Linked DNA regions of Homo sapiens: region 1 is linked to region 2. Evidence: read pairs that join two places in POLR2A ChIA-PET (ENCODE). Cell type or tissue: A673. All regions are shown on one strand. Links, peaks and the distances in the headings refer to the core of each region. The heading gives the core; the rest is flanking DNA.

Region 1 (15,291 bases), core at 6,179-11,178, 130 kb before region 2:
TCCTGTTTAATCATGTCTATGGTTCTTTCAATGTGTTGTTGAATTTGTTTTGCTAGTGTTTTGTTGATAATTTTTGCATCTCTGTTCATGAAGGATATTGGCCTGTAATTTTCCTTTCTTGTAGTGTCTTTATCTGGCTTTGGGATCAGGATAACACTGATCTCATCAAATCAGTTTGAAAGTGTTTCCTTCTCTTCAATTTTTTGAAAGAGTTTGAGGATAATTCATGTTAATTCTTCCTAAATGTTTGGTAGAACTCACCAGTGAAGCCATCAGGTCCTACACATTTCTTTTCTGGGAGTTTTTTGATTACTGATTCAATCTCCTTACTCATTATTGGTCTATTCAGATTTTCTCTTTATTTATTCATGATTCACTGTTGGTAGGTAGGTTGTGTGCTTTTAGAAATTTGTCAATCACGTCTAGATTATCCACTTTTTGTCATACAATTGTTCATAGTAGTCTCTTATGATCCTTTGTATTTCTGTGATATCAGTTATAATATTTCCTCTTTTATTTATAATTTTATTTGCCTCTTCTCTTTTTTCTTAAGTTGGTCTACGTAAAGGCTTGTCAGTTTTGTTTATCTTTTCAAAAAACCACCTCAGTTTTATTGAACTTTTCTATTATTTTTCTAGTCTCTGTTTCGTTCATTTCTGTTTTAATCTTTATTATTTCCTTCCTTCTGCTGACTTTGGGATTAATTTGTTTTCTTTTTCTAGTTCCTTGAGATATACAGTTAGGTTTTTTATTTGACATCTTTCTTTCTTAATTTAGGCATTTATCATTGTGAATTTCCCTCTTAGAACTAACTTTGCTGCATCCTAGTCTCTTTCCAGGAGTTACTGGCGTAAATGTCCTGAGCTTGATGAAGCAGGAAACGGGGACAGTCTTGGCCCAAGCATAAGGTCTTTGAATGCTGCTCAGTAAGAGGGCCTCCTCACCCCTACTGTGCTGAGAGGGTGAAGGTGGAGAAGGGGTCATGTGAGAAGCTTATGTGGTTTCCAAGAGAGGCTTTACTGACTTTATTCTTTGACTTAAAATACGTCTTGACAACCTGCAAGAGGAGGGAAAAAGTATTTTCTTTTTTGAGACAGGGTCTTGCAATGGCACGCTCGTGGCTCACTGTGGCCTCAACCTCCTAGGCTCAAGTGATCCTCCTGCTTCAGCCTCCTGAGTAGCTAGGACTACAGATGCATGCCACCAGGCCCAACTATTTTTATTTTGATTTTTTGTAGAGAGAGGGTTTCACCATGTTGCCCAGGCTAGTCTCGAACTCCTGAGCTCAAGCAATCTGACTGCCTTGGCCTCCCAAGGGAAAAAAATATTTTTAATTGTGATCAGGTTGTAAGGTCTTAATTGAATCTCGTCAATGCTTAACTCTTCTCCTCTTGTAAATATCCATACTAACACATCTATGGCACTAGATAAAACCTGGAATATAGATGCAACTCAGGTGAAAATGGAGGAGTGAGAGAATCAGAACTAACTGGGATTTGTTTTCACTTCCCAGACGAATTAGGACTCAAATTAGAAACAAAAATTTTTAATGTTGTATTTCATATACAGCTCAATTTTATGTAATGCATTGCTACCCACTATAATAACGGCACTGTCATCTTAATATTTAGTTGTTTAAAAGTCATCCATTTTTCTCCTATAAAGACATATTTTAGTTATATTTTGCAAATATTTCCTAAGACTTATTTAGGCTTGATTATATTTTTAAAATTCTGGCTCTAGCAAGGTAAAATAACTTGATTTATCAACATATGACAATCATACTGAAGTAAACTATCTAGAGCCCTAAAAAAGGTGGGTACCCAGCCGTTTCCTTGGGTTATTTCATAGAGCTCAAAGGATAACAAGCATTTCAACATGAGCAGCAAAATAGGAAAGCTGGGATAAGGGCTCTGAGTAGTCCCAGCTACTCAGGAGGCTGAGCCAGGAGAATTGCTTGAACTCGGGAGGTGGAGGTTGCAGTGAGCTGAGATCACACCACTGCACTCCAGCTAGGGCGACATAGCAAGACTAGGTCTCAAAAAAAAAAAAAAGCAAGAGTCTAAACAAACTCATAACCAACCATAAATATCTCACCCTATTTTGTTAAAAACACACAAAACCCCTGAAAACATAATAATTTCTTTTATTGAAGATAGTGAAGAAAGACCTGTGAGGTGACTCACACCTATAATCCCAGCACTTTGGAAAGCTGAGGCAGGCAGATTGCTTGAACCTAGAAGTTCGAGAACAGCCTGGACAACATGGCAAAACCATGTGAGGACAGAGCAAGAAGGCACCATTGCTGGGCACAGTGGCTCACACCTGTAATCCCAGCATTTTGGGAGGCCAAGGCAGATGTATTGCTTCAGCTCAGAAGTTCAAGACCAGCCCCAGCAACATGGTGAAACCCCATCTCTACTAAAAATACAAAAAACTAGCCAGGCATGGTTGTGTGTGCCTGTGGTTCAGGCATTGCATGATAACACTGCATTGCATAAACTTACTGATAGGATGAGTTTTCAAGAAAATAGTAATAATGGAATGCTAAGCTCCAAGCAAAATAAATAAAATACACAAATTACATGGGGATGCCTAAAGCTAGCAGTGATTATGGCAACATTAAACATGGAAAAATTACTCATGTGTTAAGATTATCAGTCTCTGCTTCCTGAATTCCCTGTCCATTGAAGAACTGGCTTTGTGGTTTCATTAAGTTGTTTCTTACACTCCATTAATCACTCAGAATAATGCTATATTTTAGCTTACCCCATGGTTTGCTACTATAACTTTTTCCCAAATTTTCATTTGTTTTGCTTTTTTTATTCTTATTTATTAGACAGATAAATACATTAATTCAGCACTGAAAACTTCTAGGTTTATAATAATGAAACATGTATGTTAGTATATACTTTCTTATTAAAGATAGTCTCTATTGAGCCATATTCTTTGACCCAATAATTCTATAAATTTAATCCAGAAGAAATGATCAGAGATGCACTAAACATCTATGTACAGTCATTTGTTATTATTTATGAAAATCAAAATTAGAAAGAATCTGAATAATCGATAATAAATGGTTTCTCAAATAAATTATGAAGAAACATAAATGATAAAAAAACTGTATTTCCTGAATGCTCACATATATAAGTGTTAATGCATAAGAAAACTACACAGACACAAAACTGATAAAAACAGTAACTTCTGAGGATGAGAAATACTGGAGGACTTTATTTAATTATTTGAGACTTTTTAAATGAGAATGCAATGGTGTTTTGCTTGATATAATCTTTAAAACACATATAAAACTATTATTAATGTTCTGCAAACCCTACATAAATAAAGAACCAGATCAAAGAAAATAGCAATGAAAAAAGCACATCCACAAGATGAAATATCATATATCTATTAAGATTAATGTTTCTGGATAAATTTTAGTGATATGAGAAATGTTCATTATATATTACTAAGTGGAGTAAAGAGAAGGATAAAATGTTCTCTCTGCTATGAATATCTGTGTGTGTCCATAAATAAGAAAACAGAATAAAGCACATCGAAATATGAATAGTTGTTATATGTAGGCTGTGAAATACCAATGATTTCTGTTTTCCTTCTATATTTATTTACTTTCCAAGTTTTCTATATCTTTCACAATAAAGGTAAAAATATTTTTAAGCCAAATCATAAACTGAGTTCTGACATCTACTACACAGTATGTTACCATCAATTCCCAGGAAAATATCCTTTCTGTTGAGGATATTCATCATAGAGATTGTGTACAGTAGATGATGTACCATGATTCCACTAACTAGAAATTGAAACGGTGGAACACTGGCTGGAACGTTCTGTCAGTTTTACTAAAAGCAAAACAAACAAAAAATGGGAAAGCAGACTAGAGATTCAAAGAAGTGAATTTGCTTAACAATAAAATTAGCAAGCACTTACTAGATGTCTTCCTGACCTTAATATACAGGTGCATTCTGAATGGCAGCTCACATAGCATTGTTACACCCTGGAGATTTTAGGTTCGCCACAGGAGGAAATTCCTAACACGGGTGCTAGTTTTCAAAGCAAGGTAAGGAGAGCTCCTTTCCAAAAATAGGACAGTGTCTTATGTGTCAAGCAAGACATCTATGAGGTTTGCTAAAGGCAGCTGACTGGACTAAGTCACTCAAATTATTTTCTGCTCTATCACTAAAGAGAGGAAAACATAGCCTAATGTTTTGTAACCTAAACAACACATTTGTAGGTTGAATTTTCAGATAGTTTTAAGTAAAAAGTAACCTGGAGCAAAGATTCTCACATTTGATATTCTAGAGATTCAAAAGCTCTTGAATGATTTCAATAGATGTTATAAAACTCTCAAACTAAACATGTTAACTCACTTTAATTTTTTAAATGTTAAATAATATACTTACAATGTAGTTCATTTAGGAGTTTGTGTGTGCATATGCGTATTATGTGAATAGACTGCCAATTCACGTGTGTATGCACAAACACACACATACACACAAACAGAAGTTGCTGAACATTGCAGTAAACAGGATATATACACTGGGCATTTCATCACCATCCAAAGCAGAAGCTTCAAGAATCCTCACTTGTGTAGACCACTTGCAAGGCCTTGGGTGGTTCCTAAGAATGTGCCCACCTGACCAAATGTCTTGATTAAACTTGTAAAAGAAGATATTTTTATATTTTTCTACTTGAAGAGATTCTCCAATATTGTATATGCTTTGGACCCCAGAAGCCTGAACCTATGTGTGAGTAGCATTAAATATATGGCTGGAAAGACAGCAGACAAGAAGAGGTAACAACATAAACATTTACTGAGTGCTAAATATGTGTGAGGCCCAATGAAAGGCATTTCGTACAAACCACACAGAATCCCAGACCTTCCATTTCCAGCTTTGGACCCTGCCCCCTCACTTCCTGACCCAGTGTGAAGTCAGTTCAATTGAATTATGGGGCCCACAACGGAGGCTGGTTCTCAGCTACCCCTATAGGGATGAGGATAATGAGAAAGAGAAGGAATGTTTAGCCCTGCTTCAATTCCTCATTGTCTTCTACTTCCCTTCTTTGGTTGCTTGATAACATTGCATTTTATTTATAATGCATTCTTCTTTGGTTTTAATGTGCTTTTTAACATATTTCATCTGATTCTACCATCACCCTAGAAGATAGGGAGGTATTCTTAAAGCTGTTTTACATACAAAAAAACACTAAGTTTTAGAAATGCCAGGTGGCTGGATAAAACTCATAAGGCAAATAACACAGCATGATCACCAGAACTCAACCTTTATGACCTCTCACTTAGTGACCTTCCCCCTGCTCCATCCCTTGAAGCAGTGTGAGAGACAAAGGGTAAACAGACCTTCCTTCAACAACATAACACTGGGTTGTTACAAAAACTGCCTTGGGGCTTCCCAGGCAAAATCAGTGTGGCACACAGCCACAGAAGATCAAAGAAAACAAAACCACTGACATGGTAATCTTTTCTCTTGACTTTCATTAAGAGAGCATCAACAAGCAAGCCCATGGATCTAACCCAAGGCCAGTGGCAGGCACTGAAACTCTAAATCTCTGCCTTTAAAATAAATGCATGCCCTCTGGCTCCACCATCACATCTTTAAAATCTTAGTCTTTTCAACTGGCTTCCATAAGCTTTCTCCTCTTACCCCCTTCCTATAGTCACTGTGGTCTTTTTTTTTTTTAAGCCCTTTTAGAGGCTCAGGTATAATCTCCTCACATGTGAAAACCATAAAAGTTGTTCTAATGTCAAAACAGAACCACTCATCATTACTCAATTTTCTTAAAATAGAGGAAAAGTTAAAAGTGAAGATGGTCAAAGAGGCCACCTTGCCAACTTGCTCAAATTCCCCAACTACGCAAAGTTATTTCCCCTCCCTGACTCAAAGGAGAAGTTTTTTTTATAACTCAAACTGGGCCAACAGAATGCAAAAGGAAAGGTGAACAGACATAAAAAAATGAGTTCCAGAGAACATGGCCACATTTCTAGAATGAGCAGGATACAATAATTGCTTATGTATCTTCACCACTTGTTTCTTCATTACCTCTTTATAGTCAGCTTCCCTCTCACTGTTCTACTTAAAGGGCACACTTTGGGGTCTCCAATAGTCCTTCTGACAAACCAAGTTGCTTATTTTCTGTCCTTGTTCTCTGCTTTCTCTGCATGACTGCTATGGTCTAAATGTTTCTGTCTCCTCGAAATTCCTATGTTGAAATCCTCACCCCCAGAATGATGGTATCAGAAGGTGAGGTCTTTGGGAGGTGATTCATTTATGGCAGTACAGCCCTCATACATGGAACTAGTGCCCTTATAAAAGAGACCCCAGAGGGCTGCCTTGCTTCTTCTACCACGTGAGGACAGAGCAAGAAGGCACCATGGCTGGGCATGGTGGCTTACACCTGTAATCCCAGCATTTTGGGAGGCGAAGGCAGATGTATTGCTTCAGCTCAGAAGCTCAAGACCAGCCCCAGCAACATGGTGAAACCCCATCTCTACGAAAAATACAAAAAACTAGCCAGGCATGGTTGTGTGTGCCTGTGGTTCAGGCTACTCGGGAGGCTGAGGTGGGAGTATCTATTGAGCCCGGGAGGTCAAGGCTGCAGTGAGCCATGATGGCACCATTACACTCCAGCCTGGGTGACAGACTAAAAAAAAAGAAGGCACCATTTATGAATCAAAATCCTAGCCCTCACCATAAACCAAATCAACCAGGACTTAATCTTGGACTTTGCAGCCTCCAGAACTGTGAGAAATAAACATTTGTTGTTTATAAGCCACTCAATTTATGGTACTTTGCTATAGCAGTTAAAACAGACTAAGACAGTAGCCCTTCACTCCACTGACAGGCTTCAAGAGTTTCCCTTCTTGAACCTCTCCATGCCTTTGGACTTTGGGACATTCCAGGGTTTTGGTTTCTCCTTATTTCTCCACTTGCTACTTTTTTTCCCTTGGTTCTACTTACAGGTCATTCTGCTCATCCCATCCCTCATTCTGTTTTGCTGTTTTTCCCATTCTTGTTACAGCAACAACAAAAAAAGATTTAAAAGCCTATGAGCCACTCCAAATCCCATCTGAGAGAAAACTCATTTGCTCCTATTTGCAAATATAAGATGTTTTAAGGGTTGAGCTCAGAAAAGACTCTGAAGGAAGGCATGCAGATGCATTTCAAAATGCCATGCATTTTCCTTGAGTTGAGGCATGCATAATCTCAGGCTGAATGAGGTTGCCCAAGGACTCAAAAGAATTGACTCACAGAATTCACTGCCAAGATATTCCCCAAAGTGGGAACAAATAGGGAAACTTTCTACCTCTGTCATTACAGGCTACATGATGAGGACTCAAGGTTCAGAGGGCCACATGCTTAATTTTATTATCCAGTAACCAGAACCTTGTTGCTGATCAGTCAAAAGCTAAATTGATATGTAATTAAAAGCATCTTTTGCCTGTCAGCACTCCGTGATAATCAACACATTTGTCTAATTGAAGGGCAATGTAATTAAAGAAGTTTTGAATAATGGAATTAGAAAATCACAGAGGGGTGTGCTTACATATAGTGTGTCCTACTTAAACAAGGCGCCCCCAGAGTCTCTGCATGTCACAAGGCCAGGAGGAAAAGCAGTGGTCATTGACTAGATGCTGGATTGATTTAATACAAATGAAAGTAAGATTCCTTGCTTTCCCAATAAAATATTCATTGAATATTAATAAGTAGAACTCAGTAAATGTCACTTTAACAGGCTCCTTATGATTCATTCATTCAACAAGCTACCTAATTGACTGCTGAAAATGCATAGGCACTATAGGAAATCTAAAAGTAAATTAGAAATATATCCTCTGGACAAGAAACTGACAATCTAGTAGTACGATTAGATATCCTCTTAAATAACCACAATATAAATGGAAAGTAAATTATGTAAGAACCGCCCAGAGAAAATACTACGTGCTAAGATTTTTTTTTAAATATCAGTATACAGAGATTACTTTTAGTGCCAGGAAGTAGAAAGCTATGGAGGAAGAGAGAGACTAAAGAAGGAAATAACATTCGATGTGCATTTCCTATCCCAATTCATTCATTCATTTGAGAATTACTTATTACTTGCTCACAAAGTGTAAGGATGTGGGGAATACAATAGTAATAAAATACACAATGACCTACTTCCTATGTAGCTCTGAGTCTCATCAGGAAAGCACGTATCATATAAGTGATTGCAAGAACATTGAGAATCACCAAAATAACGTGGTGGGTATTGTAACCTGGCAATATTCAAGCAGTCTTGCATTTCCCCAGTGCCCCACAATACATTCTTGTGCTTCCTTTTCCCTAGCTAGGAAGCTATGGAATCTGGTTGCAGGATTGAAAATGTCAACCAACAATACAAAAGACTCTCATTTATAAATCACAGACAATATTGGTGTTTTATCTACCAAGAACCCCAGCTCCACTGAGAAAACAGGGGAGTCAAACAGACATTAGTCACTCAGCTGACCATAAATGTAGCCTAAATAAATAAATAAATACTAGATAATAATTCTCAATTAGACATAATAATACTCTACACAAAAGCCAGAAAAACATATTATGTGTTTTTATTAAACCCCTTAGATTGCTGGTAAAAGTGGCCTTATGTTGGGTAGTTGAGACAACTCATCTAGGACACAGACCCATGATTGCAGGTAATGAGAGAAGGTGGCTCCTTTTATGCCATGTAAGCTAAAGTACTCATATTCATTCATTCTAGATAGAAAAACAAACTTGTCAGCCATGGTGGCTCATGCCTATAATTTCAGCACTTTGGGATGCCAAGGCAAGAGGATCACTTGAGCCCAGGAGTTTGAGACCAGCCAGGGCAACGTAGTGATACCTATCTCTACAAAAAATAAAAACAGCTGGGTGTGGTGGCATGCACCTGTGGTCTCAGCTACTTGGGAGAATGAGGCAGGTGGATCACTTGAGGCCAGAAGGTAGAGGCTGCAGTGAACCACTGTACTCCAGCCTGGGTGACAGAGTAACACCCTGTCTCAGAAAACAAACAAGAAAGCAACAAACATCATTAATACAAACAGTCCTCAACTTACAATTGTTCAACTTAAGATTTTTCAACTTTAAGATGGTATAAAAGCCATATGCCTTCAGTAGAAACCGTACTTTAAGTAACTATACAACCATTCTGTTTTTCACTTTCAGTAAAATACTCAATAAATTACATGAGATATTCAACACTTTATATAAAACAGGCTCTGTGTTAGATGATGGTGCCCAACTGTAAGCTAATGTAGTATTCTGAGCACATTTATACCTTAAGTATCTAGGAGTAGGCTAAGCAAACTATGTGCAGTAGGTTCGGTGCATTAAATGCATTTGACTTATATTTTCAACTTACAATGGGTTTATTCAGATGTAATCCCATCATAAGTCCAAGAATATCTGTAGATCATTTTAAATATATATATTTTTTTTAATGGAGGTTCCTTTATAAAGCGCTTGTGGAATACTTTCTTAAAAAGAAAAACCCCTTTTTTTCCTGAACACTTCAATCTACTTCAAAAACTTCATGTGCTTACTTTATATATTTACTGATTTTTGTTTGTCTATTAATCTAGCAAATATTTAGCATGGTGTGCTAGACACCACCCTTGTAGTTACAAAAATGAATAAAACATAGCTCTTGCCCTCCAGTAGAAGCTATAAAATCCCAGAAGAGAAAGAAATCAACACACAAAGCTTAACCAAGGGACTCCAACAGAGGCAGGTTTTAAAGGGAGACAACGGTCATTACTGGGCCTTAAAGGTGGCCATGAGCATGCCAGGCCAAGCTAAAGGAAGAGAAGCCATAACTTGCTCTATGGGAAGAGCAATTAAGATACTTTCATGTTTAGGGCTTGATTAAATTATATTATTAATTTAATAAGACTTTTTATCCTGAGAGAGTCTTGGTGGTTTTTTATTAGAAAGAGGCTAAAAATAGAAACACATTGACTCTGGGCTTTAAGTGTTCTCTTTAAATAAAACCCTCCTAGAGGTCCCATCTTCATTCTGAGTTTCAAGGCTGATTAAAGCACTGCTTATTAAAAGCAGGTCTTCTCTATAAGGGAGGGCAAACCCTTAATTCTAAAAAAAAAAAAAAAAAAAAAAACGTGGAGAAGAGCCAGGGTATAGTAAGTGTTTTAATAGTTACACAGTTACTTACCAAGCACACCCAGAATTATCAACAAAACAGACAATTTTATGCGAGTAAACAATATGAATCAGTTGCTTTAAGAGCCCAATTTCCATAAGAGAAAGAGAATGTGTGCTTTCACAGTCATAAAATAATGACCAATGGTGTCGTCAACACTTTTCATTCCTACATATCAATATTCTTGACGAGTATCATCTGATGGAATGTATATTATTCTATCTAGAGAGGCGAATGATTTGACACAAATACCTTAACTCAGCATAGCTGAGATGGTGCTGGGTTTAAGACCAATGCTCATCTACCATTTGACTTCCAAATTAGTTCTGGACAACACTTCCACAGTGAGCTATAAATCAGAGAGGAAATGAACTCTGCATTATCTCACAACTCATGCAAAACACCTCAACTCAGTGTCACCATTCCTTCCAACACAGAGTGACCAAAGGACAAGAAATCTCATTAATTTAGTGTATTTCATGTTGAACCACTGACTTTCCGCTTGGAACTGTGGCGAATTCACCTCCCATCTCTTCCCATCCCTTAGGATGTAGGAAGTGCCTTTTTCCTTCCGCTATCCTTGCTGAAAAGACAGAACATTTTTTTGTGATCATTAATTTTTTTCTATTTTTATATATATTTGCATATATATTTCTATTTCTATATGTATATATATCTATTTTTATATATGTGTATATATCTTTTTAAAAAATATTTGAGATGGAGTTTCGCTTGTTGCCCAGGCTGGAATGCAATGGCACGATCTCAGCTCACTGCAACCTCCACCTCCTGGGTTCAAGCAATTCTCCTGCCCCAGCCTCCCAAGTAGCTGGGACTACAGGTGCCCGCCACCATGCCTTGCTAATTTTTGTATTTTTAGTAGAGACAGGGTTTCATCATGTTGGCCAGGCGGGTCTCAAACTCCTGACCTCAGGTGATCCAACCGCCTCGGCCTCCCAAAGTACTGAGATTACAGGCATGAGCCACTGTGCCCGGCCTAATTTATATATGCTTATGTATTTTAGATATGTATATGCATTTTATACACACACACACACACACACACACACACACACACACACAGACATACTGTGATGGTTAAGTTTAGATTGGCTAGATTAAGAGATACTGATAAAGCATTATTTCTGGACATTTCTGTGAGGATGTTTCCAGAAGAAATTGGCATTCAACTCAGAGGACAATGTGGGCAGGCACTATTCCATTGTCTGAGGGCTCAGATAGAGCAAAAAAGGCAGAGAAAAGGTGAACTCACTCTCTCTCTTTCCAGGAGCTGGCACACTTTTCTTCTCCTGCCCTTGAACATCAGAACTTCAGGTTCCCCAGACTTCAGACTCCAGGGCTTGCACTGGCAGCCCTTCAGATTCTCAGGCCTTCAGTCTCAGAATGAGAGGTACAACATCTGTTTTCCTGATTCAAGAGCTTTAGGACTTGGACTGAGCCACACTACTAGCTTCCCTGCTTCCCCAGCTTGTAGATGGTACATCACGGGACTTCTTCACCTCCATAATTCCATGAGCCAATTCTCCTAATAAATCCCCTCTTAGCTAGCTAGCTAGATACATGCATACATACACACATAGATATCCTATTTGTTCTGTCTCTCTGGAGAACCCTGACCAATACACATGCACACACACGTTTTTATATATTTATATACTTATATATTTAGTCTATTTTTTATTTTCTAAAATATGAATTTAAATCAATCAGTTTCACTCTAATTGCTGGTTTACCTGCATCCCACAATTTTTTTAGTTTGGTTTTTATTATTATTTAATTAGAAATATCTTAAAATTTCTCATTTTTTTACCAATATACAAGTATGCTATTTAATTTTCAGATACTTCAAAATTTTCTAAATGTCATGTAGTTATTGATTTCTAAGGTAATTCTGTTGTAGTAAGATTTCAATCTTTTGAATTTAATTATTTTATATCTCAACATATGATCTGATCTGTCTTGGTAAATGTTCTATGTCCTCTTGCAAAGAATTCTTATTGTGAAGTTGTCAGATGAATTGTTCTATAAATGTCAATTTGGTTAAGAGAGTTGGTAGTTTTGTTCCAATTATACAATTTCACATATATGATTTGTGTTGTTTGTGCTATTATTGTCATATATTTTAGAACTACACATTATAAGCCTCAAATTAATTGCTGATATTGTCAGTTATATTTTAAGGAAGTTAAGATATATTTTAATTTGATGTTGTCAGTTATATTTTAAGGAAGTTATATTTTAAGGAAGTTAAGAAATTAGAAAAAAAGGTAGTTTATATTGACTTTCTATGACATGGAACTACAGAAATTTGACCACCTGGCTTGTCAAACTAGTCTAAATGTGTTCCCGTACATGACTATCATTCCACATACGTGCCTCTCTGATAACCTCTACAGTGACATTTAGCTCATTCCTTTAGTCAAAGTGCAACTCCTTTAAAGATCAGAATCTCTTATGGCAAAGGCCATCATATAACTTATTATCTAAACTGGGACACGTTGACAGTTTTAATAATTATGTAAGCACAAGAGTCATGCAATATGACATATGGTCACCCTACTTATATCGTGCTGGTAAGGAAATAGTCATAAGATGGTTCCCTGCTTGGAGCTCTGGAGGAAGGAAAGGAAAGGAAAGCAATTCTAATACTTCTTTAAACTACTTGTACTCAGCATGTTATAGGAAAGTCTGTTACTGTTTTTTCTTTAAAGAAACAGAGGTCTGAGGATGCTTATAGATCTACCAGTTTCAAGTGGCCAGTTGTCACTTCCCTTTGGTATATTCTCTGTCAGGTTATACTTGATAGAGTATTGTGTCATGTTTTGAAAGACCACTTCACACTAAATGCAGGTATTATCATTGTGTATATTCTGCACGTGTGAGTGAGGGGATAAGGAGAGAAACAGGGAAAGAGAAGATAGAGTGAGAAAGAAAAAATACGCTTTGCCATTTTTCTTGATAGGCATATTAAGTTGATTTCATCTTTTCTCTAGAAAGTTGGAGAAATGGTGTTGAGGTCCTATTCAACCAATTACATTATTTGTTATATTGTATTCATTCATTAAGGGCTCTTGTCTGATGCAGCAAAGTAAAATCTTACTTTAAGGTTGTTGACTTCATTGTGATTAGTGTGACTACTAAGCAGCCAAAGAAGAAAAGGAAGGAAAGATCATCTGAGGACTAAAATAGTTTGTTAAAGGGAACATCTTTATACTAGTCCTTGAAAAAGATTTTATCCACATTCTGTTTAAAAGAGGTTTGCAACATAAAGCATCCCCAGCTCTCTTCTATTGGTCCCTGGCTTCTATTTAACAGTTGTCCAGAACATTTTACAGCCATTCAGCTTGGTTGCCATTGATTTCTTTGACTGAACTGAGAAAATATCACAAAATGTTCTCATGCCACTGGGGTACTAAACAGAAAGTACAATAATGTTCTTGAAAATTTTTTTAAAACCTTTATTTGTCTTATAGCCATGGCCAGATAGAAAACATTTTGTAAAGGAGAAATAAACAAATATCTTCTGTAGTCTTTCTTCTTAATTAAATGGATAAGAAACAGATAATGTTCTCCTTATGGGTAATATAAGTAAATAATTATGTATCAGTGGCAGATTTCTCACAGTGGCTTCATTGGTTTGATGTCATTCATACATAAGTAGACAGGAGAAACCTAAATGGAAAAAAAAACCACTGATGCAGTTTGGGCCAGGGAATAACATTTAATAATGCAATACTAATGCACTGCAGTGATAAAAAACAGACATTCTTAAAATTTCCAGAGCTCTGCAGCAGACATTTGTTTGCAGTATAGATATTAGAGAACCACATTTCCTTAAATTCTAGTACCATACGGACCTATAAATACTAAAGAGAACATAAATCGTCATAGCTTTATTAAGATAGTTTATGAAGATTCTATACTTAAAATTTCAATTTTCAGCAATGAAAGAGAGTGATAAACTTTCTTTAGTCTATTAATACTGATAAAAGAATGTTATTCATTTGACCTAAATCAAATACTAATTGGAAGGAACTGGAGGATTTCTCAGAACCAGGAGAAGAAAGAGAAGACAATGTAGACTAGAACCAACACTTCTTTTAGCCCTTTCTAGCGAAACTTTTCACCAGGACTTTGTCAAGAATTGGTGTCAAATACCAGTTGGCTCTACCTTTAAATATATCCAGAATCTGAGCAATCCTTATTACCACCACTGCCTTCACTCAATGCAAGTTCTCAACTACATCACCGCAACAGCCTCTTAGTGATCTATTTCCAATCCTTAGTCTCTGCAGCCTAGTCTCAACCCAACAGAGTAATCATTTTAAAAGTTAAAGCAGTTAGTTTATTTCTCATCTGCTCAAACCCTTGCAATGGCTCCTAGTTTCACTTAAAAAAAAAAAAAAAAGAAGAAGAGAAGAGAAGAGGGGAGGGGAGGGGAGGGGAGGCTACAGGAAGCACAGTGGCTCATGCTGGTAATCCCAGAACTTTGGGAGGCCGAGGCAGGAGGATCACTTGACTCCAGGATTTTGCCTGGGCAATATGGTGAAACCCTGTCTCTACAAAATAAATAAATAAATAAATAAATAAGCCAGGCATGATGGTGCACACCTGTAGTCCCAGCTGCTTGGGAGGCTGAAGTGGGAGGATCACCTGAGCCTAGGAGGTCATGGCTGCAGTGAGCTGAGATCATGCCACTGCACTCCAGCCTAGGTGATAGAGCAAGATTGTCTCCAAAAAAAAAAAAAAGTTTTCATAATGGTGTACATGGTCTACATATACTGGGGCAAAACCACCACCATCAGTCATTCAATAATCCTACCATATGGTCCAGTAACCAGGTCCATATTTATGCATATAGCAAAATAGGACACTTCCAACATCTGGATTATATGACATTAAGGAGCCAGAAAGTCTTCCTCACGTTCAAACACTTGTGCCCCTCTTGCCGATGGATAATAGAAATTCAAGCAAGAGGCTCTTTATGTCTGACCTTATCACTTTAACCTTTGTTGAATAGCAAATATCCTTTAGAGAGGCAGAAAGGTTTATTGTGAGAAATTT
Region 2 (15,291 bases), core at 6,840-11,839:
CTGATTGATCTAAGAGTAATTCCGTTTGCTTTCCCAATGATTGGTTCATAAATGGGCAAAATTCTAAACAATAAAACAGAGAGAAAAAATCTGCTGCAGACATTTGGAGAAATATTTCTCACTTCTAAGAGAGAGGCACATGAACAGATGGTCTCACTCTGGACTTTGCTATGTTTGGCTGTGATGACTGAAACTGCTGCCGCCATCTTGCTTCTAGCCTTAGAGTGAAGCCAGTGGAGGAGATGGCAGAACAGAGAGAAAGGATGAGGACTTCACTCGACATTTTGGATTACTGAATCAACCAACTCTGCAGACTGATCTAATTCTGGACTTCTTGTCATGGTTTCTCATCATTTAAACCAGCTTCCTAACTGGTTCAAATATCCTAACTGACAAAATGCTGGTAACCTTTTCATAGGATTGCCGTGAAAATTAAATGAAATGCCGTGAAGTGCTGGGGTTATATGAAGTACTCAGGTAGCTATTGCTACTATCATATTGCACCATTACAACTACTTCAGCTCACCTCAATGTCAGTTATTTGCAGGGAAGTTCAATCTCGTCTGGTTCACCTTGGGAAAATATCATACAAACACTGCCCATTACTTTGTTCTACGATCTTACAGCTGAACCATTATATTCACAAATTGAGTACTCTCCACATGTTGTACTGAGCACATGTCCCAGGTTATCTCATTGAATCTTTATAGTAATTCAGAGTAAAGTTCTCACTTTTAATTTACCATTTTGCTGATGATAAAACTGTGGCTAAAAAAAGGAACCCAAACCTACGTCTGCCTGCCTTCAGAGATTGTACCTCCAAACTGGATATTATCCTGCTTTACTTTTGAATGTTGAAATGATACATTTCACAGGCACCTATGAAAAAACAGTAGGTGTCTCTTGCAGATCATCCATGTGTAAAAACTTTTGCAAATAGGCACTTCAATCTGTGAAGCTCCAGATGAGGCCAGATGATGCACAGAAAGTTGAGGATATTTAGAATTAACTAAAGGGTGAAGAGAGTGGATGCAGGAGGATGAGTAGGGAAGCAAACGATGAGATACACATGACTGAGCTGAGTGACTTCTACAAAATGGTGAGCTCACTCGAAAGAAGCAGAGGCTCCCAGAACATCATGATGAGCAGGGAGCAAGCTCCCTTTGTCAGGCAAAAGACATATTTATTCTGCTTTGTCCTAAATAGTGTTACCGATAGTGAGCAGATGTATGTTCATTTCTGATCTAAAATATACGTTATATTTGTGTGTGTATAGTCACCAAAAGACAACTGCAAAAAAATATTGCAACATTTCAGCAGAGATTTTCTCTGGGGGGTGAAATTATGAATATTTTTATTGATCTCTTTTGGGTTTCTTTTCATGTTTTCCTAACCAAATTATTTTACATGTATTAATTATGCAATTAGAAAAATAGTTACATAACTATGTGTGTGTGTGTGTACGCATGCCCGTGCACGCACACACACACACACACACACACACACACACACACTATTAACCACACTTCTGCTAGGTCAGTCCAGCTATAGTCATTTCCTCTCTTCTTTGTCCAGGCTCTTCCCTCCTCTCTTTAAGCCACCGGCATCTATTCATTTTTTTCCTGCTTCTCTTCCCCAAGGCAGTGGGCTCCTATCTTGAGGGGAGGGAGGCCATCTAGAAAGAGCATCCCGCCCCTCGCCAGCCATCCTGCTTTAGCACCACAGAGCCAGTGGGGAGATGAAATCGTGCGTGGGGGGCACACTGAGGATGTCCCGCTGAGGGGAGCAACTTGCTCTCAGATAACAGTTCTGCAGTGGCTCCACCATCAGTCTGTGTTGAGCTAGGTGGTGAGTATGATAAATACACTCTTCCAAGAGGTAATTAGCAGAAGAAGGAAAAACATCTCTGAAAATTCAATAGCACTAGAAAGGGATAAAATCACATTTCAAGACACATATTTTTCTTGATATTAGAAAATACCCAATCAGTTACTTTTGCACTTTCCTTACGTTTTAGAAGATGGAAAGAAAGAAGGAAGGGAGGGAGGGAGAAAAGAAAGGAAGGGAAGAGGAGGGGAAAAGAAAAGAAGGAAAAAACCAGCAACAACAACAAAAAGGCTTCCCTTTCCTGAAGTCAGTGTTAGAGTTTAAAAGAAATTACCTTAACAGATAGCTCCAGAATTATCTTTAGAAAACTGTTTCTTTATGAAAACAACTTAAGAAGGTAGGATAGGAGAATGTGAGGACAAGGGTTAGCAGGAGACAAGGCAATCAAAAATATGACATGAACAATGTGGACTTTTAAGAAAAAGTACATCTAACTCTCAACTGAGGTCATGTGCTTTACTGAGATGTGAAAATGTAACATTCTTCTCTGATTCCCTCACACCCTTGGTAACACCTAAAACACACACACATACACACAGAGGGGGTGGGGCCTGGAGAAATCGGGGTAGTTTTATGAAAATCAAAATGGCTAAGCTCTTTGTCAGGGTTGACACTGGTGAGACCCAGGTACCAAGGATGAGACCATTCATACCCTGAAGCAGAGGCAGGAGAGCCAGTCTAGAAGTGACATCCACAATACTCAACAGGGCTGACTCCCAAGCATGGCCATGGGCTAAGGACTGCCCTGAGGCACAATATCTGTGGCATGAAAGAACCAGTTTCATCCTCATGACAACCATCTGACGTAGAAGCTATTCTGACCTCCATGTTCTAGATGGGGGAGGCGAGGCTTGGGAGATTGAGTAACATGCTCCAGACCCCAGGCTCTTCATCACTCAGCTGAACCACCTCTCCTGAAGATGATACATCCCATGAACACACGCAATGCTATTGAACTTTTCCTCAGATTTTTGGATGGGGGTAGATTTCAAGGCAATCTTATTTTGAAGTGGCAAGAGGGGCTCCATCTGACATTTGAGTAAAAGTGATATAACATAGTAGTGATTTGTACTTAGACACCCCCTTTGCTTCCTAACTTCAAATGTGACCTTGGAAAAGCTATTTCTCTTCTCTGATCCACAGTTTCCTCAACAATAAAGTGGTAGGCTGTTAAGAAGACCTGCCTCATAGGATCTTGTAAGTCCTAAATTCACCAGCGAACCTGAATTGTGCAGCACGGGGCTTAGCACATAAGTGCCCAATCAATAGAGCCTTTTATTTTCTCTCTGCAGTCAAAATATATACCGATGCTGAGGGCACAAGCAAACAGCTGGCCACTAGCAAACCTGCTCAACCTCTGACTGTCAGGTGCACCATCTGTAAATGCAAAACATCTGCTTTACTTCATATAAGGCAGTAGGGTTTCTGTCAAATAAAATAAATATAGGCCTAAAGAAAAGTTAAGGGAAATAAGCATTCAAAAGGCCACTTTAATGCACTATTGTGTGAATGGAGCATAAAAACAAAAAATAAAATGTTCCTGCCACTGTCTGAATATATTGGGACGAGTTACAACTTGGAATTTACACAATACCATTTTTCCAAGGATTAAAATTTCTTATTCCAAGTTCAACACATATGCTGATGCTCTGCTTTCTTTCTCCCACCAGGATTTTTATAGGGGAGCCTGAAATAAGATTAAGCAAACATAACAAACCCATATCACATTTTCAGTTAAAAAAAAAAAAATGAAAGCCTGAATCAGTCAATCCACCTCTCTACTTCCAGCTGAGCCATAAATGTCAGTTGTTCTACTTCAGTAGAAACAGAGGGCCTGTCTCATAACTCTATGGGGAGCCAAGTGAGATGAGAAATGGACCCAGAAAAAAAGAGCCAATTGTTTAAAAAAACTGCAATGCTGGATGTACTTGGAGTTCCCAAAGAGCAGTAATTGCTGAACATCAAATTTTTAGCTATCACAGGGCCACTGTTAAAGAGTTAAACCACATCCCACAAGAGGGCTTTGACAACATGTGATGTGAATAGAAATGTCTCCCACATTTTCTTTTTTAAAATATTCTACAGGAAATAAAGAAAGCTGGTAAAGAGAATCACCAAATGGAAGGGAAAAGGTTAACTGCCCCCTACGTTGAAATGCAGCCTGCATAAATGGTGAATTGTGGGGCCACATGTGTTCCTGTTGATAGGTGTGGAAACATTAAGAATAAGAAGTCTGAAATTGAATCCATGAACTTGTTTTCACAAAGTAATTCCTTTAAAAAAATTATACATTTAATGTATCTTAGATGGAGAAGAACTTTTGTTTTAGAAAGGAGAAGAAAAAAGAAATTCCATGGTTTTCAGAATTTCAAATGGCTTAAAATGAATTTTTATCCTCTGAAAACAAAATCAGGGTGCCTGTGAGAGAACACAGGAAGATCTCACTATTGCACCATCCAGCTCATACTTCAGCAAGTTTTGCAAAGCAGGTACAAGGTAACTTGTAACGGCAGTGCCCTATCAACTTCTCTATCAGTTTACTTCACCCTGTGCCTTAGAATTGGAGTCTCAGGTGTCATTTCACAAAAAGAGTTTTCCCACAAATCAAAGAAAGCGAAGCTGTGAATATTGCTAATGAACAGAGATAGTAGTATCGGTAAAACTCTCTCTCCACCCTCCCCCTACCACTTATACTCTCTCACTTCCATTAGGAAGACCCATGCTCTGTCTGTGACCATCCCTGAGGCATGGCATTACACTGAGAAGGTCACTCTCAGGGCAGAAGACACAGTTCTCAGAATACTCAGTAATTCCCCTGCTGGGTGGGGCAAAATCCTTGGAATGAGAAATCTAAAGGAACAAAAATCATCTTGAAAGTGCTTTTGAAACAGTGAATTTTGTGTATGTCGAACAGAGGACCATTTGATTTCATTTTTATTTTAAAATGCTTGTGGGCAGAATGGTCTGATGTGCCACTTCTGTGGGTGTTTCCAGCAAGTTTAGCCAGTAAGAAATCTGCACCAGGAACTCTCCCCTTCAGAAACAACACATCCCTCCATCTCCACCTCCTTTTGCACGTGCAGAGGTCAATAAGTCAGTAGTAGATGTTCCTTTACCAGACGCAGAGGGGATCCTGGAGGTATTAAAAGATTCGCCTGCTCAAAGATCATTCCCCATGTAGCTTTTCAATTAAAGTCAGTTGTTTAAAGAATAGATGTAGAATGGGCATTAAGATGGCCCCTGATTTACAATGCTTCAACTTAACAATTTTTTGACTTTATGTCAACGCAAAAGAAATACGCGTTCATAGAAATCGTTGAGTGTTGAATTTTCCTCTTTTTTCTGGCTAGCTACATGCAGTACAATGCTCTCTCATGATGCTGGGCAGTGGCAGCGAGCCACAGCTCCCAGTCACAAGAGTAAACACCGATACTCTGCAGTGTACTGGGTTGCTCGATGATTATTGTCCAATCATAAATTTGTGTTCTGAGTGCATTTAAAGTGGACTAGGCTAAGCTTTGATGTTTGATGGGTCAGGTGTATTAAATGCATTTTCAACCTTCAGTGGATCAACCTTTTAATACCTCCGGGATCCCCTCTGTGTCTGGTAAAGGAACATCTACTACTAACTTATCAGGATGCAGTTCCACTGTAAGTCAAGGAGCATCTATCTGGGTGGAAAACTGCAGTGAGGGTGGGGTGAAGGCAGAAAGGGATCAATGAGAAAAGAGCTGAGAGCAGAAATCTGCTTGGGTTTCACAATGGGGCTGTGTGAGACCCTGCGAGGTGGGATGAGCAGACACAACCAGGAGTTGCAGAGATTAAAGGAGCTAAAGATGCCCATTTCCTACTTTTCTATTATTTTTCCCAAGAAAGGTCAGCTGAGTCCAGAAAATGAGAATGAACTAGGAAAGTTCACATTCCTGAAACTTTTCTCACATTACAATGAAACAAAACAGATTTAGGGAAGATACCATCACGGTCACCTCTCATAATAAACCGGATTAACCTTAGAGTCACAGATGTACAAGAGCACATTCAAGGACTGTAAGAGTTAGAGGAGATGTTTAGCGATCTAGTACAAGAGTTCTGAACATTTGGGGAGCCACAGACCACTTTAGAAAATGTGATAAAAGCAATAAGCCTTCTTTTGAGAAAAAATATTTATATCCACAAAGACATAACATATTATAAACTATTCCAGAGGGCTGGCAAGATCTCTGAAGCCCTCCGGGTCATGAATAAAAGACATCTAACCCAGCTACCTTCCATCCACTCCCACCCCATAATGATGTGAGGAAGCAGAGGGCCTGATGGGTAAAATAATACATCATAGTTTCAAACAGAGTTGCAGCAGGGCAGCAGAGTTAGCTCCATTGCCCGATTCTTAAAGCAGAATCCTTTCCACTACTTTGTGAATCATAAAGGAAATATCCACTTTGTTTATATCTCATGCCCAACATGCATAAAAATTAATATCTCCGCTGCCACTCAAGTCTCTAGGAGCCACAAGTCAAAATGTCAGAAACCTAGACAACTAAACAAGAACATCCTTGTTTTTACAAACACAGTGATTTTTTTTTTTATTCTGAATAAAACACATTCTTATGACAGCTACCTAGATACTCTTAAAGTGAGCATCCCACTGATCCCTGTCAGTCTGTTCCCAGACGTGACCATGACCAAGCCTGGTCCCCAACATTTGCCATATGCACAGGTGTACTCGTCTACTGCTGGATGGACATCTTTTTGAAGCAGTTCCATCTTATTCTCATTATTGTTCAGCAGAGAATTCTGTCCCCTTTTCCCTTTCTCTATTCAGAATGTGGGCTGCTGTTCTTTCCAAATCATGGCAAACTTTCCAAGTTGTCATGGGGCCAAACCCTCTCGCTCACCACCTCACATCACTGATTAATGGGTCCTCTTGAAATCTGGGCCTGAAGTGTAAGCTATTGTGTTGCAAAGGGCCCCTTCAGGCAATGAATCAGGGATTTGGGTGGGCTATTGTAGAATTTCGGAGCATGTAATATATCTTTATCACTTGGCTAGGGATGCTAATCAAAAATTACTGCATACCAATATTTTTTGGATCCCTTTCTCCCTTTACAAGAGCAAAGACTTGTCCTTAGAGAGGCAAAGATTCTAGGAAAAAGTAGAACACCAGTTACATAATTTTTTTCAAAAACTAAGTATGTAGAATGCTAATCTTTCCAAGACTGGTCATTATCCAGGGTGCTATGGTCATTGCCTAATGCAAGAGGCTGCATGGAACAAAATGCAAGTCCTTGGGGCACCAGCTGGGCCTGCCCCAGGGAGGACAGGTTCTAGCACCAGGTCAGACTAGTCCAGTCCACCAAGGGTGACCATCCTAAGCTTTTGCTATGACTTCCATGCTTACCCCCATCTCATCCGCCTTCCAACCCACATGCTTTTCACAGTTGGGAATGCTGCACACAGCAGAGTCACCCTTTGGGGACTCCTTAGAAACCATGTGTTAAACTCCAGAGTCTGATTTGACTCCCAGTGGCCAGTTGAATCCAGGAAGCTGCAGGAAATGTGTCCATCCCTTCCACTCCAAGACAGCTTTCAACTCAGAACACTTCGAGGTCACAGCTTTTTCTCGCTTAGGGAAAACCGGCAGACATCCTGCTGCTGGGTAATCACTGGGCTATGGGCAGAGCTGTCCATGACAGGACCTCACTCAGCAGTGAAGGAGAGAGATCTGGTGTCAGTCTTCTGAATGAGCACCTGGTAGTACCCACTCAAATGGCCCCTGGATGTGCTGACCCTGGCTCAGCTTTCAAGAGCTCCTTCTAAGCTGGCTACAGCCTCTCCAAGGAATGTTTTAAGGCCTAAATCTCAACCTGCCAATAGCTTGACCTCCTTTTGGATCAAGCCTGCCCCTCTCTCCTTCCCTACCCTGGCTGTGTGACTGCCTCCATCCATCTCACTAGGTTCAGAGTCCTGGATCATATACTTCTGCCCTTTCTCTAATTTACTGATGGAGTAAAAATTTTATCACCTACTTCCCTCAGGATCTTCCCTTTTCAAGAATCTATTTTTGGCAATTCCACTGGGTATATAACTCCCCAAAGTGAAAGCAGAGTCTCAGATACTTCTATACTCATGTTCATAGCAGCATTCTTCACCATAGTCAAAAAGTGGAAGCAACCTAAGTGTCCTCGGATGGGTGAATGGATAAACAAAATGTGTTATATACATATGAGAGAACATCGTTCAGACTAAAATGAAATGAAAGTCCTACACATGCTACAACGTGGCTAAACCTTGCAGACATTATGATAAGTAAAATAAGCAAATCACAAAAGGACAAATATTGTGTGATTCCCCTCATATAAGGTACCTAAAAATAGTCACATTTACAGAAACAGAAAGCAAAATGGTGATTGCCAGGGACTGAGGGGAGGAAAATGGGAAGTTACTATTTAATGGGTATAGAGTTTCAGTTTCTGAAGATGAAAAAGCTCTGGAGATGGATGTTGGTGATGGTGTCACAAAAATGTGCATGTACTTGGCCAGGCGTGGTGGCTCACACCTGTAATCCCAGCACTTTGGGAGGCCGAGGGGGGTGGATCACAAGGGCAGGAGATCAAGACCATCCTGGCTAACACAGTGAAGCCCCGACTCTACTAAAAATACAAAAAATTAGTTGGGCATGGCAGCACATGCCTGTGATCCCAGCTACTCAGGAGGCTTAGGCAGGAGAATCGCTTGAACCCAGGAGGCAGAGGCTGCAGTGAGCCAAGATCATGCCACTGCACTCCAGCCTGGCTGACAGAGCGAGACTCTGTCTCAAAAAAAAAAAAGTGTATGTACTTAATGTCATTGAAAAGTATACTTAAAAATTACTAAAATGGTAATTTTCGTATCATTCATATTTTAACACAATTTTTTTCTGAAATGTTTAAGTCTACCTCAGGGAGCAAAAACAAGACTAACAAAATATAAACCGAAGGAAACGTGCTGAATGCATTACTATTAAAACTGAAGAGATGAGTTACTGCTTACATATACCCTGCATTTATTCACTCCCCTGTTGTGCTTAAACAGCTTCCTTCAAATTTCTGGTGGCTCCTGGAGGCCTGTGAGGCAGTGACATGATTCTGAGAGACAGAACATCCCTGCAGGCCCAGGAAGATGTGATCTTTCCCACTTGTCTCTGCTGAGATGATAAGTATTCACAGCATGACATTCCGAGAAAAAAATTACATAAAAGCAGTTTTCCTCAGTACTATTTCTGGACCTTGTATGAGTCACTCATTGCCTTCTGAAGTGCTTGCATTGCTAATGAGGGCTTTCCATGCACAATACAGCAAGAATCCTTCAAAATTCTATTGGGATGGAGAATAAAGAAATTGCTGTTTCATTCTTAAGTTCATCCTGAAGGGTTAGAGACAAACTAAATGGAAGAACCAACCACTTATGCTGTGCTAGGTGCTTTATCTACAAAGCCAGCCACCTGGGAAGTACAAGCTCAATGCATCTAGAATGCCCCATGCCTGTCTCAGTAGTGTTTAATTCTTCCAAGAGCTTATTGTACCAGCTGGAAGAAATACAGTGACACACTTCTTAGAGATAAGTCTATCTCTTGTTATGTGCAGAGCTGGAATCTTGTGTTATGTGTGGGTAATTACATTTATGATAACCACTCTTAGAATGGCTATAAGTTCAAAGGGACCTCACGGTTGAAAGGCTCCTAAAAGATCAATTTAAAAGTTGCTCCAAATAGACTAGGACTCTAGTTCAAATGCTTCTTATAGCTAACGGTTCACAGGACAGCCTATTATCAAAGGATTTGAACAAATTAGCATCTGTCTTCCTTTCCACCTACCTCCCATGTGAAGTTAAATGAGCACACATATGAAAACTGTAAATCCTTATCCAAACAGGAAGAATTCCTATTAGCCCCCTTTGTAAAAGGAGGAAACAAAGACAAACAGAGATTTAAAAGTTTGCCTAGGATGGCCCAAGAAGTCATTAAAGAGTGTGACTGAAGGCTGCTTTTAGTGGCTTCAAGACTTGTACTTTTCTTCCTACGCTTCATTTCCATTCCAAGCCCTCCATACTCAAGGAGCATCCACTTGTTGAAAGTTACTTAGATCCCTTGGTCTATTCAAAGAAGGGACAGAGGACCAAGTCAACAACCAACCGAAGAAGAGGAAAACTCCTCTCCTTCCCCTTGTAAGCAACCTGTGCAGGTGGAAGAGCTCCTTATTTTCAAAGAGGCAAATGATCCATTTCTGAAGGGGATCTCCAAATTCTGGTCAATTCCCTTCACAATGGGCTGCTCTCTCCTCGTGTCCAGGTGGCTGTTAACCTCATTTACTGTTTTCTCATTCTTTCCTCTGGATAGTATTGTTACTGAACAAACATTTCTCCAGGAGTCATTTCTGCTTCTGACACCAAAGCTACTTTCCCTCCTGCTTCCCATTTCTGTTGAATTCTTAGACTATCAGAGCAGGTGCCAATCCTAGAGATTCAGCCCAGAGAAGTTCAGATACTTGCCCAAGAAAGTTACACATGTAATCTGTGGCCCAGGGAGTGGCAAATCTTTTTTGTCTCATCACTCAAATCCTTATCTCTAGCTCAGTGCCTGGCATGTAGTAATCACTCAGTCAATATTGGATATAATAGGAATGCTTTTCACATCTTACATGGAACCAATCGTTCTATTTCTTGGTAGGAGGTGGAACAGGGAATAGAAATGCAAACCACCTTTAATAGTATTTGTGTGGCAGCCAATGAGAGGAACAGTACTCAGGGATTAGAGGGTGCAGTTGCTCAGATTAGTATTGAAGGTTGGCCTTCCCACCACCTACATACGGTCAATGTGTTGTATAGTTTATGGATGACCACTATGTCTAGCCACAGGTCAAGTAGGAAATTTGTGTGTGCATGTGTATGTATGTGTGTTCATGCATGTGAGGTAGGGAGAGAGAGATGAGGACACAGAAAAAAAACATAAGGACTAACTCTCAGATAGGGACAATAGGTTGTCAGAACGAACCAGGAAGTGTGTGTCAGTGCCTGAAGTTCCTGTGTTTCCAAGTTCCTCTGTGCCAGTCACTGTCGGCAGAAATCATCATGTACATTTACAGGTAAAATTGAAACTGAGGAAGAGCAAATTCTTAGTCACTGCCTTAAAATGTCCGAGTCCTGTGAATATTCCCTCCCACTAGGCTGGGAACAACTGTCTGCACTCAAGGCTGCCTGCACCCACCTGAGTGTAGGGGGCATAGAAAAGCTGCTTCCCTTTTGCTGAGAATAACCCTGAAACCTGTTAACAATTGTCCAGGGTTGGACTCTGTTTGGGTCCATGGACTGCTCCCTGGCCCAGGGCTACTCATCTCAGCACTGGGCCCTTCAGTGTGTCTGAACCAGGCAGGCTGAGGGAGAAGGCCTTGCTTGCTTGCTGAAGTTTTGAATGTGGCTGATAAAGCTATTGAGCATTTTCAAAGCCATGCAACGTTTTCATGAAGAACGACATTAAGACTTTCAGTCTAATTGTACTAAACTGTGCTTCAAAATCCTTTTCAAACCTATGTGCATTTAAAAGGACTAAACTATTGCCTTCTGTCTTTCTTTGCCAAAAAAATTCAGAGAGAGGGACCTGTGTTGGTACAACCCTAGTCTCTGACAGAAGGATGACAGCATCTTGTAGGCTTATCTCTCTTAGCTCCTTTGTAAGGACAGATTCAGTGCAGGCAAAGGCAAGACAGGCCTTTTGTGATCAATTCACCTTTTCTTATTCCCATATACTGGTCTTTTATCTGAGGTCAGGGAGCCTGAAACCCTCAGAGGTAACAAAATTAAAGGCATATTAAAGGTTGTTCAGCTCCACAAAAGAAAATTATAAGTCGTCGTTAAGTTCTCACAAGGAATCTTATCCAAAGGGTCTGTTGTATTTTCAGGTATAGAACCTGACACATAGATGTTCAAAACTATTTCTTTCATTGAAAGCTTCACAAAAGCAATATATCACTGAAAACCAAAAGATATCTGAAGAAAGGTTTTTTTCTATGCAGACACAAGAACAGAGAAATGGACAAGAGACAAAGCTTTTAAGTGGGCTCCACTGGGCACTCAGCAGAACCTAAAGTGGCCCCATTGGTGTGTTGATATTCAGTGACTTTTCACACCTTTCTTTGCTTCAAAAATCTGACAAGCTTATCTCATTGAAACTGCTACAATTTTCAAAGCCAACAACACTCTCAGAACAGTTGGCTAAAGAGGAATAAAATGTTTCAAAACCACAATGAATTCGAGAAAAAAAGAAGTCACAATGTAAAAATGTTTGAACGTGAATTCATGTTCCTTTGAGGACTTCATTATCATTAGTTTATTCCTAAATCAGACTGCTACAGAAATAAGGGTAGCCCAAGAGAAAAGATGAGAACACTAAGGCCAAGCTCCTTCAGGCCAGGCATAAGGCTTTTCTACCCAAATGTCAGATCCTCATGGCTGGAAGGAGCCCTGCAGGAGGTTTCCTTTCCAAATTCCATGTCGCATCTTGAGATGCTCTAAGACAAGGGTCAGCAAACGACAGCCTGCAGGCCAAACCAGTCTGCTACCTATTTTAGTACGTATTGTAAGCTAAGAATGGTTTTTACGTCTTTAAGTAGCTGAAAAATCAAAAGAAGGACATTTTGTCATGCTGAAAAATTATGTGAAACTCAAAGATTTCAGTGTCTATAAATAAAATGTTATTGGAACACAGCCCCCCTCATTCATGTATTGTGTTTTCTATGGCTACTTGTGTGCTACATTGGAAGAACTGAATATAGAGCTTACAGCTCACAAAGCCCAAGAGCTGGCTCTTTACAAAATGTTGTCCATTTCTCTGCAGCATCACAGAAGGACAGATAAGAAAAGGGAGCCTTCTGGTGCCTTTCCAGGGACCGCAAGGGGAGAGGTTTGTTTTCCCCATTAAAGATTCCTTCACCAAGGCAGAGAACCCAGAGGCCACGTTCCTATTGGACGCTGAGACCTGAGATAAGCTACTCTGTCATGAAATTCTGACCCTCTGACAGTTTCCAAGGTTGTGCAGCCATTAAAGTAAATGATCTGTGCATTTTCAATTCCTGCACTCAAGCTGCTTTGGCCACCCTATTATCTCATGGTAAATAACACACTGTAATCACACAAACGTGTGATTATATCCACTAAACACTGAGGAGGAAGAAAGAGGAAAATGGTCCCCCAGTTTGTGGCATGGAGCTGAGTAATGTGTTAGACATTCCACATGCCTGCCAGGGCAGAGACCTCTGGACTAGGCTTGTTGATAAAAAGACTCTCCGTAGATGAACATTACTTGGATTAAAGGTTGTAATGCTGCTGTTATGGTCATGTTCAGATCAAGTGTCAAGCAAGTCTGGATCTTGGGGTAGTTGGCATGTATCTACTGTCACATGGGGTTTTGTATCCAAGCATTCAGTGCTTCTTAGAGCTCTGAGAATGTAGCGAGAGAGAGGGAAGACAATGTGGGATTGTTAGCCGACAACAAGTTCGATTTATCCCTTTGTTAAAGTGAATCTGAGAAGAGGCTGCAATCTATGGGTGCTGTGAAGTCAGCACAATTGGCTTTGTTTATATCCCCATTTGTTGTGGCGGCTGCATGGGCACAGATTTGCAGAAAAGAGAGGTTTCCATATTAAAGTCATCCTTCTGAGTGTTTGGTGCTTTGTTCTCCTGTTACATAAGTCCTTGCCTATCGTGCTCCTGGACTTAGCAGCTCAGCCTAGAGTGATTTGGGAATGGGCAAAGATCACAAGCCCATGGCATGACAAAGTCCACTAGCAAAGTTGTTCTCAACTTCTTTTCATCCCCAACTCACCTAAGGGATGTGACACCTGTTAGTCAAAAACAGTGCTCACCAGGGCCATGATATTTAACAAAGGAGTTAGTCGGGGCTGGAGCAAAATATATTTTTAACTTTTAATATATAATTTTAATATATTTTTAATTTTTACCAATTAAAAATGTATATAAACTCTGCAGGAATGTATGGTTCACAAAGGTTCTGCTGTCCTCCCACACCACAGCTGACAATTGCTGCAATGAAGGGCCTCTGTGGAGCAGGCTGGGGCACTTGAGTCTCATTTCTTTCCTTGGCCTTGTTCTAGCCCAAAGGTGGATTCAGGTAGGAGAATGCCAGAATCTGGCAATGACTGAGTGGTCCCAGGCCACCAGATCTTGATTCCACACAAGGTTTCCCTGATGTTCCCACTTCCAGGACTTTGGCAGGAATGATAAGGCCTAACCAAGGGATACTCCTTGACTTACCTACTCAGTAAATTATCTATATTGAGATAATCTAGGTCCAACCACTCCCATCTGGGCTTAGAGGAGAGTTGGAGGACGTAGGGTGTGGGGAGTGTCTGGCCTTCAAAGCCAGTTCCTCCCAGGATATCCAGGTTCCCTAGGGAAGGATGCAAGGGGTCCTTGATGGTAGAGGAGGAGTAGGATAAATGAGGGGAGTGGGTGGGCAGGGATGAGAAGAACCCAATTCCTTTCAACGTCTTCATCCAATTTCCAGAATCTCTATCCAAAGAATCCCCAGAATCCAGGTGGAGATCCCTGAGGCTAGGAACTTAGGTGTTTGACTTTGTATACGTTTGTGTCAGGTACAGTAAGAGCAATAAGCCCTCGAAAACACAACTAATTTAGGAGGTTTCTGCTTAGGTTTTACTTCAGAAAAGACCAGGAAGAAGTAGACAGACAAGTAGGATGTTTTTAATGATGCAGTCATTTAAAATGTTTGTGTTTGAGAAGACACAATGCACACATTTCCTATCAAAATCTTGAACCGTGTTGTTGGTTGGCATCAGAGCTCACCATGATCACAGCTGCTGGAGTCATCATGAGAATAACATTTGTTCCTCGGTGTACCTACTTGTGTGGACATCAGTGAGCTAAACTTGCTGTCCAACTCAGCAATGCCACAGAAACAAAGTAAAACAGGACTTACTTTCTTTATGAAAATGCTTTCTTTTATAAAACTTTTACCTTCAGCAAAAACTGTTTCTTTCAGGATGGCACTGTAGGATACTATTAGTTTGCCAACAAACTTTTGGCCGAGATGGATGATTTTCACTTGGCTGGATCAAGTTAGGAAAGGAAAGAAGAAAGGAGAGGAAAAAGGAAAGGAAAGGAAAGGAAAAAGGGAAGGAAAAGGGAAAGGGAAAGGGAAAGGGGGGAACGGAGAAGGGGGAAGGGGGAAGGAGGAAGGGAAGGGCACTTGAGTGAAAACACTCATTTGTGCTTAGTTGATTTGAAATCAACTTTATATTAAAGGAAGGAAAATGAAACTAATCAAGTACTACAAATCTGAAAGGAGAGAATTTTTGCCAATTAAAAAATATGTGTATATCCATATGTACAAAA

The links. Peaks named below come from ENCODE experiments on the same cell type or tissue, not always from the same donor. Only the 100,000 strongest peaks of a DNase experiment are listed, where the experiment ranks them.
Region 1: POLR2A ChIA-PET joins it to region 2 with 8 read pairs; 1 of 35 experiments calls an interaction of 5 or more read pairs at or near these places.

Annotation. Positions count from the first base shown.
Region 1 is chr5:67,406,855-67,422,145 of GRCh38, reverse strand. No RefSeq gene overlaps it. Among named protein-coding and RNA genes, the nearest start is that of TILRLS, 150 kb to the right of the region's middle. RefSeq lists an enhancer at 5,150-5,806. In A673, for the core only: no CTCF peak of the experiment used is centred there; a DNase peak (open chromatin) is centred at 8,155; H3K27ac peaks cover 1,997 bases.
Region 2 is chr5:67,281,837-67,297,127 of GRCh38, reverse strand. No RefSeq gene overlaps it. Among named protein-coding and RNA genes, the nearest start is that of TILRLS, 21 kb to the right of the region's middle. In A673, for the core only: no CTCF peak of the experiment used is centred there; a DNase peak (open chromatin) is centred at 9,087; H3K27ac peaks cover 1,414 bases.